2 separate regions of the Homo sapiens genome follow, and region 2 is linked to region 1. A link is a contact called in ENCODE Hi-C or POLR2A ChIA-PET data. All regions are on one chromosome and are shown on one strand. The core of a region is the stretch at or near the end of the contact, and the rest is flanking DNA. Distances in the headings are between cores, read along the strand shown.

Region 1 (5,395 bases), core at 1,388-3,887:
CAACTCACCTGGCCATTGACTATTTTAATAAGAGCTAACTACTAAACAATTATTCTTACAGGTGAATGGAAGAGAATCCGAAGAAGAAAATCTCAATAAATCTGAAATAAGTCAAGTGTTTGAGATTGCACTTAAACGGAACTTGCCTGTGAATTTCGAGGTAAGCTAATTTTACATGTAGGACTTTGTATTCTAAAATCCTGTTAGCATTCATCATAAGAGTTATTTTTTCCCCTAAATATCATTGGAATAATCTTCACATAATGTGAACCTCCAAATTTAAGATTCATACTTTATATTTAGTGAAGCAGTGTTTATTCTCTTCTTCTGGGAGTCCGTAACTAAGGGGCATTCATGGATGTGTAGAGAGTTCATGATGGCTTCAGTTGGTGTGTGGACCTCCTGAAGCAGTCTGAAGATGGTTGTGTTAGTGTTCATATGTGTATTCTTCTGGATAGGGAAGGGTGGAGGGGCTAGTTCATCACTTAGATCAGTCTCAAAAGCATTTGTGGTCCCTAAAGGTCTCTTCAGAGTAATTTTGAAAAGGACTCAGTTTTTGTCATTGTCTAGCGTCTGCCCTCAATTCCTGTTTAATAACTTCATTTGTTGTTGAGACCTTGTGTTCTAAAAACAATAATCAATGAATTGTCTGATCAAAGTGGGAAATAAGGTACATTTTAATATATGTTGCCTTAAAAGACATATAGTTCATCCAAATGGACGAGGGAGGTAAGGGAGAATTTTTTTTGTTACTTATTTTTATTAAGCGCCAGCTTAATGCTGCAGAAAATTTCACATCACCCTTGATAACCCACTTTCTTTTCTCCCACCCAAATTCTTGATCAAGAGTTTTTCAAGTAAAGACATGCTCTTCTCTCTTCTATATAAAACGTTACGAATAAAGGCAAAAGATTGTGTACATCTTGCTGGAAAATGCTGCCCAGGGCTCTGGAGATGGCGGCTGCCCGGGCTCCCTTCGCTGTCCAGGTCCTGAAAGACTCTTGTTCATGAACTGTCTCTTCACAAAGCAAGTCCACCACGTGCTGGGTTTATCATTCTTAGGGTCGAAAACTTCCTCACAAAGTCTCAGTCCAGTCTCTTGCCTTAGCTGTTGTAAATAGGCTCTCATCACTTCATCTTCCTGTTTGTTTGCAGGTTTGGTATAAATTGCGTGAAGTGGAAAACCAGGCTCTCCAGGAATGGGAAAACTAATGATTCCCAGTGTATACATTTCTTTCTCACCTTGACTTTTGGAATTGCACTTTTGGAGTTTTTTCAGACATTCAGAAATGTAGAGAGTTAAATATATCAAGGTCCTATCAGCTTCATTCTTAATTTCATAGTTTTTGAAGAAGACATTGGCCTTGAAGTAATAGTTGGCTTCATCCACAATATCTGTATCTTTTGTCTCTCTGGGGGCAGGTCCTTTGAATTGACTTCTGATAGGTAACAGTGCTATGTTTCCGATGAGTTTGGTGTCAGGATCCATGAGAGAAGAGTAATGAGCCGGCATCTTGGCGGCGCCCGGGTTTCAACCCAGAGCTTTTTTTTTTTTTTTCCCTGAGATGAGTTTCACTCTTGTCGCCCAGGCTGTAGTGCAATGGTGTGTTCTCGGCTCACTGCAACCTCCACCTCCCAGATTCAAGCGATTCTCCTGCCTCAGCCTCCTGAGTAGCTGGGATTACAGGCATACGCCACCATGCCGAGCTAATTTTGTATTTTTAGTAGAAACGGGGTTTCTCCATATTGGTCAGGCTGGTCTCGAACTCCTAACCTCAGGTGATCCACCCATCTCGGCCTCCCAAAGTGCTGGGATTACAGGCGTGAGCCACCTTGCCCGGCCCAGTAAGGGAGAATTTTTAATGTTTACCTTAGAAATAAGGTCTGACCCACAGCAGATTCTTTGCAGATTCTTTTGATTTACGTGCTTGATTATGGCTTATTTCTTAAAAAGCCTATCTGAAGCTTATATTCCTGTAAAATATCTTTGAAGTATTCTTTACAGTTACAGGTGATGTATACCTTCTCCTCCTATGTGCTAGCACCCTAAACTTAACCCAGCTTCAGTGCTCCATCCTTTGGCCGAGTGATGATGATTTCTCACCTCACCCTGCTGATGCCTCTCTGCCTGCCATGGGCCAGAGGTGGGATTGTAGTTGCCAGGGCTCCCTACTGTGGCCCACCTGGGTACGAGGGCTTGTTTGTTCCTCTCCATTCCTCTGACACTCATTCCTGCCCCTCCACCCTCAGTGGGTAAGAGCAGGTTTACACTGTTCTCTTGGAGTCCAGAGCACCGACATGGATCTAGGGCTGGAATCTTCTCACCTGGCCCTACATTCCCTCCCTGGCCTTTCTCCCTCCATCAGTGGAGGCTGGGATGCACTTGGGGAGGGAATGAGACAGGGGACATTCAGAATGGCTGTTTGGGCTCACAGTTGAGTGGGAAAAAGATGGGAGCTGCATCCCAAGGAGTCATGAGGTCTCCCCCGGCACCTGTTTCAGGAAAGGGGAGAAGTGTTGCTTTTCTCCCCTGCTGACAGATTAGTCTGTCATGAGAGTGGATTTTTGCAGGTTGTGGGGGAGGGGTACCAAGACCGTGGGGAGTGGGAGATGCCTGGCTGGCTTCCCGGGTCACCTCATGTGCAGAGTTGACGGCTTGGGCCAGAGCCTTGGATTCCTGAGAAGCTTACCACCTGCTCACTCTTGCTGCTACCCAGAGTCACTGAGATTTCTGGAAACTTAGAGATTGCTATTTTATGTTTTTGTTCTGTGGGATTTGGGGTCAGATTGCTTCCTTTCCTCCTTCACTTTTGTTAAGGTTTCAGATCTGGCTCTCAACTCTGTGTTCAGGAATCTTGACAGTAGTCACATAAAAGAATTGTAGGAGTGCCCTCTCGTGGTGATCTTTTAAAGTAATTTATCACAGCTTGCATGTAGTTGGTGGCGTGAGTGCTTATATTCATTAACTCAAATATCAGGAATTTTTTACTAGCTTGCATTATTATGTTGAGCAAGGTCTTTCCTTTCTTTTGCCGCTGGAAGGTTGCCTGGCATGTATTAGATGTTTAGGAAATAGTTACTGAATAAATGAACAGAATAATTTTTGATTAAGTTTTTGGTAATTAAATCTGTCACATAGGAAGCTTCGTTAGGTGTTTTAATAGGGGAAGACAGGAACAGTTTTTTGGAAAAATATATACAGCTTGACTTTTGTTTTGTTTTGTTTTGTTTTGGAGATGGAGTTTTGCTCTTGTTGCGCAGGCTGGAGTACAATGGCACGATCTCAGCTTATGGCAACCTCCACCTCCTGGCTTCAAGCAATTCTCCTGCCTCAGCCCCCTGAGTAGCTGGGATTACAGGTGCACACCACCATGCCTCACTAATTTTTGTATTTTTAGTAGAGACAGGGTTTCACCACGTTAGCCAGTCTGGTCTTGAACTCCTGACCTCAGGTGATCCACTCACCTTGATCTCCTAAAGTGATGGGATTATAGGCATGAGCCACCGTGCCCAGCCAGTTTGACTTCTGATAAAACATACAGTTTTAGTTAGAAAATGTGATGGTGCTGATGGATACGGTCATCGGGAGACAATTGTGACATGCTCACACCACATGCAATCCAGGTGATCCTCCAGATTTAGATTGGGGGGATCTTGATGTGGGCAGACAATGCAAGCCGTTGGAGAGGGCCAGGGTGGGCTGTGCATTTGAAGTGAGCCATCAGGGTGGCTGACCTGTCCCTCCAAAGTCTAACCTGAGGACAGGGAAAGCACTGTTGTGGGAAGAAGTGTTTCAGAATCTCTGCCCTTGGGTGTGGGCGGCACCTATGGGAGTTCTTTAAAATCAGTCCACGGGTGCCTAAGCAGGCCAGGTCCTTCCCACACCTCTGCTCCTGGCCACTGTGCTGAATTCCTACCCCCCATTCTCCGCTACCTCCTTCCCCTACACCAAAAAAAAAAAGAGTGCATCCATTTTGGAGGCTCACTTTTCTTACCTAGACATTTTTTCAATTTTTTACTTCAAAAATTTCAAATCTATCTAAAAGTTACAAGAATAGGACAATGAATATAACTTTCACTTAGATTAACCAGTGGTTAACATTTTACCATATTTGCTTGCTCCTTCCTTCCTTTTGTTTTTTTTTTTTTTGTGACGGAGCCTAACTCTGTTGCCCAGGCTAGAGAACAGTGGCATGATCTCGGCTCACTGCAACCTCTGCCTCCTGGATTCAAGCAATTCTCCTGCCTCAGCCTCCTGAGTAGCTGGGATTACAGGTGCACGCCACCACACTCGGCTAATTTTTGTATTTTTAGTAGAGATGGGATTTCACCATGTTGGCCAGGCTGGTCTTGAACTCCTGACCTCAAGCGATCTGCCTGCCTTGGCCTCCCAAAGTGCTGGGATTACAGGTGTGAGCCACTGCACCCAGCCTGCTTTTTCTTTTTCCATAAATATACATATTATTTTCTGTTTTTTACTTTGCTGGATTATTTGACAGAAAGTGGTAGATATCATACCCTTTAACTCCTAATATTTCAGCATGTATCTCTTAAGAGCAAGGACATTCTCTTAAATAACCACAATCTATTAAGTAGAGGAAATTTAGCATTGCTATAGTACTGTTACCTAATACACATCCTACATTCACATTTCACCAGTTGTCTCAATGATGTCCTTTATAGAAATGTTTCTTCCGCTCTAGTGTCTGATGCAGACTCACACCTTACATTTAGCTGACCTTTCTCTTTAGTCTCTGCAGTATCTTTAGTATCTGCAGTACATTCTCAGCCTTTCTCTGTGTTTCATGACATTGACATGTTTAAAGGTCAGTTATTTTTGTACAGTGGCCCTCAATTTGGGTATTTCTGATGGATTACTTATGATTAGGTCTGGTTATGTGTTTTTTGGCAGGATCACCATGGGAGTGATATTGATCCTTCTCAGAGCATCATTTCATGTCACTTTGTAATTAACTCCTAACCTCTGAGGAGATGTTTGAAGGCTGGGCCTTCACAGGTCTCCCCGGTGGTTCCAGCAATCTTTTTTTTTTTTTTGAGACGGAGTCTCGCTCTGTTGCCCAGGCTGGGGTGCAGTGATGTGATCTCAGCTCACTGCAACCTCTGGCTCCCGGGTTCAAATGATTCTCCTGCCTCAGCCTCCCAAGTAGCTAGGATTAGGCATGCACCTTGGCCTCCCAGAGTGCTGGGATTACAGGCGTGAGCCACCACACCCACCCCTCAGGGATCTTGATGATTCTTGCTGGCATTGATTATCACTGTGGTAGATGTCAAAATTATGATTTTTGGCATTTCCAAGCTGGCATTCTACAGTAAAGAAAAAGTTTCCTTCCTCCCCTCTTATAGTAATTATATCGGTATAGATGCATTGCTGCTT
Region 2 (5,694 bases), core at 1,342-3,841, 110 kb before region 1:
AAAAAAAAAAAATTGTCAGCTGAGGCCAAGAGTTCAAAACCAGGCTGGGGCACATAGCAAGACTGTCTCTTTTTTTAAAATAAATAAATAAATTCTGAGTATCAGGTTCTTCTGGACAATAAGAATAATGGCTCCTGCCATATCCCATTACTGTATGGAAGGAGGTAATGTATATAAAGCAGTCAGCACAGTGGAGTGCTCAGTAAGTTAGCTGCTCTGTCATTATCATCATCCTCCTCACAGCACTGCTTGTTCTTTCAGCTATAATGGTTGGATTGTGGATGGCTGTTTTATTTTCTATTTTTTTTGAGATGGAGTCTCACTCTGTCTGTCACCCAGGCTGGAGTGCAGTGGCATGATCTCGGCTCACTGCAATCTCTGCATCCTGGGTTCAAACTATTCTCCCATCTCAGCCTCCTGAATAGCTGGGATTATAGGCGCCCACTACCACGCCCAGCTAATTTTTGTATTTTTAGTAGAGACGGGGTTTCACCATGTGGGCCAGGCTGGTCTCAAACTCCTGACCTCAGGTGATCCACCCACCTCGGCCTCTCAAAGTGCTGGGATTACAGACGTGAGCCACTGTACCCAGCCAGCTTTTTTAAATATTAACATCAAACAAGTATCTTGAAAACTGAAAGAGACATAATCTTTTATTTTCATAACTTGCTGTGGCCCCAAAATGAAGCACACAATGACTAACTAAAGAACTAAAGATAGTGATGTTGAGTGGACAAAAAGCTTTCCAAGGTCTCTCTCTGGAGCAGAGTAAGTGGCCAGTGCATGTCAAGAGAGGAAGAAAAAAACAAGTGCCATGAGTGAACCTTTTAACATGTCACTTCTTTTCCCTGTCAGGGGGTGTCTTCCAACCTTTTCTTTGTAGAACACAACTTTCCTGAACAGGAAATCCAAGAGGGCAAAAGCCATCAGAACCAGCATGAGGCTCACTTTGTGGTAGAGCTGTGCAAGTACTTCCTGTGCCAGGAATACCTGCCTTCCCAGATCACCATCCTCACTACCTATACCGGGCAGCTCTTCTGCCTGCGCAAACTGATGCCTGCCAAGACATTTGCTGGCGTCAGGGTCCATGTTGTGGACAAATACCAAGGGGAAGAGAATGACATCATCCTCCTCTCGCTAGTGCGGAGCAACCAAGAAGGCAAGGTGGGTTTTCTGCAGATATCCAACCGCATCTGTGTGGCCTTGTCCCGAGCCAAGAAGGGAATGTACTGCATCGGAAACATGCAGATGCTGGCCAAGGTGCCCCTGTGGAGCAAGATCATTCATACACTTCGAGAGAACAATCAAATAGGCCCCATGCTCCGGCTCTGCTGCCAGAACCACCCTGAAACCCACACCTTAGTATCCAAAGCTTCTGACTTCCAAAAAGTACCCGAAGGAGGCTGCAGCCTGCCCTGCGAGTTCCGCCTGGGCTGTGGGCATGTCTGCACCCGTGCCTGCCACCCTTATGACTCTTCACACAAGGAGTTCCAATGCATGAAGCCATGCCAGAAGGTCATCTGTCAGGAAGGGCACCGGTGTCCCCTTGTTTGCTTCCAGGAGTGTCAGCCTTGTCAGGTGAAGGTGCCCAAAACCATTCCTCGGTGCGGCCATGAACAAATGGTCCCTTGTTCCGTGCCTGAGTCAGATTTCTGCTGCCAGGAGCCTTGCTCCAAGTCTCTGAGATGTGGGCACAGATGCAGCCACCCATGTGGTGAGGACTGTGTGCAGCTGTGTTCAGAAATGGTCACCATAAAACTCAAGTGTGGGCACAGTCAACCGGTAAAATGTGGTCATGTGGAAGGCCTCCTGTATGGTGGTCTGCTAGTCAAGTGTACCACAAAGTGTGGCACTATCTTGGACTGCGGGCATCCTTGCCCAGGCTCCTGCCACAGCTGCTTCGAAGGGCGTTTCCATGAACGCTGTCAGCAGCCCTGCAAGCGCCTGCTTATCTGCTCACACAAGTGCCAGGAACCATGCATTGGTGAGTGCCCACCCTGCCAGCGGACCTGTCAGAACCGCTGTGTCCACAGCCAGTGCAAGAAGAAATGTGGGGAGCTGTGTAGTCCCTGCGTGGAACCCTGTGTCTGGCGCTGCCAGCACTACCAGTGCACCAAACTCTGCTCTGAGCCCTGCAACCGACCCCCATGCTATGTGCCTTGTACTAAGCTGCTAGTTTGTGGCCACCCCTGCATTGGTCTCTGTGGGGAGCCATGCCCCAAGAAATGCCGGATCTGCCACATGGATGAGGTCACCCAAATATTCTTTGGCTTTGAGGATGAGCCTGATGCCCGCTTTGTGCAGCTGGAAGACTGCAGCCACATCTTTGAGGTGCAAGCCCTAGACCGCTACATGAATGAACAGAAGGATGATGAAGTCGCCATCAGATTGAAAGTCTGCCCTATCTGCCAGGTGCCCATCCGCAAAAACCTGAGGTATGGAACTAGCATAAAACAGCGGCTAGAAGAGATTGAAATCATCAAGGAAAAGATCCAGGGCTCAGCAGGGGAAATAGCAACCAGCCAGGAACGGCTTAAGGCCCTGCTGGAGAGGAAGAGCCTCCTCCACCAGCTGCTTCCTGAAGACTTCCTGATGTTAAAGGAGAAGCTGGCCCAGAAAAATCTGTCAGTGAAGGACCTGGGTCTGGTTGAGAATTACATCAGCTTCTATGACCACCTGGCCAGCCTGTGGGATTCCCTGAAAAAGATGCATGTCTTAGAAGAGAAAAGAGTGAGGACTCGACTAGAACAGGTCCATGAGTGGCTGGCCAAGAAGCGCTTGAGCTTCACTAGCCAGGAACTAAGTGACCTCCGAAGTGAAATCCAGAGGCTCACATACCTGGTGAACCTTCTGACCCGCTACAAGATAGCAGAGAAGAAGGTGAAAGATAGCATAGCAGTAGAGGTCTATAGTGTCCAGAATATCCTTGAGAAAACATGTAAGTTCACCCAAGAGGATGAACAACTTGTGCAGGAAAAGATGGAAGCTCTGAAAGCCACCCTTCCCTGCTCTGGCCTGGGCATCTCAGAGGAAGAGCGAGTGCAGATTGTCAGTGCCATAGGTTATCCTCGTGGTCACTGGTTCAAGTGCCGCAATGGCCATATCTATGTGATTGGCGATTGTGGGGGAGCCATGGAGAGGGGCACGTGTCCTGACTGTAAGGAAGTGATTGGTGGCACAAATCATACTCTGGAAAGAAGCAACCAGCTTGCTTCTGAAATGGATGGAGCCCAGCATGCTGCCTGGTCTGACACGGCCAACAACCTGATGAACTTTGAGGAGATCCAGGGGATGATGTAGGAAGATGGTACACCACTGCCTTTTGCCCTCGCCACTGAATGACTGGGGCCAGCTCCCTAATGAAGGAACTGAAGTTTGTTTTTTATTATCATCCTTTTTAGGCTGGGCGCAGTGGCTTACGCCTGTAATCCCAGCACTTTGGGAGGCCGAGGCAGGCGGATCACGAGGTCAGGAGTTCGAGACCAGCCTGACCAACATGGCGAAACCCCGTCTCTACTAAAAATACAAAAATTAGCTGGGCGTTATGGCGGGCGCCTGTAATCCCAGCTACTTGGGAGGCTGAGGCAGAAGAATCGCTTAAACCCAGGAGGCGGAGGTTGCAGTGAGCTGAGATCATGCCATTGCACTCCAGTCTGGGCGACAGGAGCAAGACTCTGTCTCAAAAAAAAAAAAATCATTCTTTTTAGTCTTAGCACCTACTTAAGGATCCACTTTTAGGGCTCACCCACATTTGTTTCTAGATTTACCCCTGCGCTAGAGTAAGCACTTTATCTCCAGAACTGAGAGCAAAGTTAACAAATCTCACCCCTTCTCTCCTGCAAATTAGTGGACAGACTCCCTGGAACATGTTTGGGGCTTCCACCTAGGGCCACCTAGTGGTATCTCTGGGTCTTTACTTGGTCAGATGTTTATTCTACATTGTTCCCCAGGAACAGAGTATGAGCTCATTGATGCAGACCGATTCTAATTGCCAGGCCCTAATTTGCAGACTAACTCTCATAATAAACAGAGGCCCATAGTTGTTTATGAACTGCTTATCCCTTAAAGGAGCACAAGAACCCCTCCCTGCCCTCCTTGGGCACCCTGCCTCCAGGAGATGGAGGCACGTGATAAGACAAAAGACTGCACCAACTCACCCTGACACAGTTACATAGTCACTGAGAGTGGGGAAGATGGGACAGCCCACATGCTGCATAAGATGGGCCTTATGCAGCAGGCCCAGGTCGTCATTAAGGAGTGACCCCTTTCCTGTAACCTGCACTTTGGGATGGTAGAAGTTTCTTTACCTGCTGACAGGTTTGGTGGCACTGCTGGTTACCCCTGGGCCCTGAATGGAGCTAAAATCACATTTGGTACCAGCAGCACCTATCCCAAGTGTGATCCTTCATCCCAACACTCCCTCTTGGAGCTGTTCCCTGGGTAGAGCTAGCATGCCAGCAGCTTCTGCAGGCTCCAAACCCAGGCCAGAAGCCAGACCCAGGCCTGCTGCCTGCATCTGCATTCCCTCCTTCCAGTGTTCCTTAGAACAGACATTTAGGTATCTCAGGTCCTTTCTAAGTGTCCCTTTCCTATGTATGCATTTCCTTTTTTTGTCTTTACTATGCACTTTAGCTTATAAAGCCAATTAAAAACAATGATTGAGAAAATCAGTGGTCCACGTGTATCCTCAATTTTCAGAAGCAACTCAGCCAAAGACAGTGAAGACGGGCACAGGGAAGGCACTGTCTACAGTGAGGCTGTGATTTTGTTTTTGTGATACAGGATTTTTATTTAGCTGGTGAATGAATCATTTTTACCCACGGTAAAAAGAACATTTTTTCAGCCTGTACAAAAGGGTATACCTGAAGTTTCTTTCTCCAGAGGCAAACCCTGTTAACTTCCTGAGTCCTCCCAGAGAGAACTTATGCACATGCAATACACATCCCTTAGGCCAGGCATGGTGGCTCACATCTGTAATCCCAGCACTTTGGGAGGCCACATTGGGCAGATGGCCTGAGCCCAGGAGTTCAAGACCAGCCTGGGCAACAGGGCGAAACCATCTCCACAAAAAAAAAAATACAAAAATAAGCCAGGTGTTGTTGCTTGCACTTGTAGTCCTAGCTACTCCAAAGGCTGAGGTAGGAGGATCACCTGAGCCTGGGGAGGTCGAGGTTGCAGTGAGCAGTGAAGCCACTGCACTCCAGCCTGGGCAAGAGTGAGACCCTGCTTCAAAAAAAGGAAAAGGAAAAGAAAAAGTACACAGTTCTGCACTTGGCTTTTTTAGCCTAATAACCTACTTTCTGTAAAATCCAGTAAGACAGTAGTCTGAACTGTACTCCATCACACAGTTGTGCCATCATTTTCTGAATTGGACCCTCTGTTGGTGACTTAGGTGCAGCCTGAATGAATAGCTTTGAACACACTCTTTAGTATCTAGGGTATGTGCTACTGGATAACTTATAATTTTTAAGCTGGGGGTAGGGTGGTAAGTACTCCCTGAAATTATAACAAACTATACAGTTTTCCAGGTGGGGCCCCACAGCTTTCATCTCATTCTGAGTCAGAAAAGGATGAGAACCGACGTTCTTACAGGATCAAAACTGGTTTTTGGCCAGGTACAGTGGTTCAAGCCTGTAATCCCAGCACTTTGGGAGGCTGAGGTGGTGGATCACCTGAGGTCAGGAGTTCAAGACC

What was found. Hi-C counts contacts between places; a loop is a spot of excess contacts on that map. ChIA-PET counts read pairs that join two places held with the same protein, here RNA polymerase II (POLR2A). Pooled maps may share reads with other maps.
Region 2: a loop to region 1 is called in a pooled map, with 2.8 times the contacts of the local background. The contact joins two enhancer-like sites. A Hi-C loop is called at or near these places in 1 of 168 maps with a recorded cell type or tissue (endothelial cell of hepatic sinusoid) and 2 of 50 pooled maps. POLR2A ChIA-PET finds 5 or more read pairs at or near these places in 8 of 52 experiments (A673, GM10248, Panc1 and 5 more).

Annotation. Positions count from the first base shown.
Region 1 is chr20:49,130,598-49,135,992 of GRCh38, reverse strand. STAU1 (staufen double-stranded RNA binding protein 1) reads left to right here. Exons shown (of 14, transcript NM_017453.4): 6 at 62-160. It also overlaps the pseudogene ARPC3P1. Among named protein-coding and RNA genes, the nearest start is that of STAU1, 55 kb to the left of the region's middle. Within about 2 kb of position 2,637, at least 2 of the 41 ENCODE cell types and tissues checked have a DNase peak (open chromatin) inside an H3K27ac peak, as active enhancers do.
Region 2 is chr20:49,244,873-49,250,566 of GRCh38, reverse strand. It overlaps ZNFX1 (zinc finger NFX1-type containing 1), which reads left to right. Exons shown (of 14, transcript NM_021035.3): 14 at 856-4,667. The coding sequence ends at 3,300. Among named protein-coding and RNA genes, the nearest start is that of DDX27, 28 kb to the right of the region's middle. Within about 2 kb of position 2,591, at least 3 of the 41 ENCODE cell types and tissues checked have a DNase peak (open chromatin) inside an H3K27ac peak, as active enhancers do.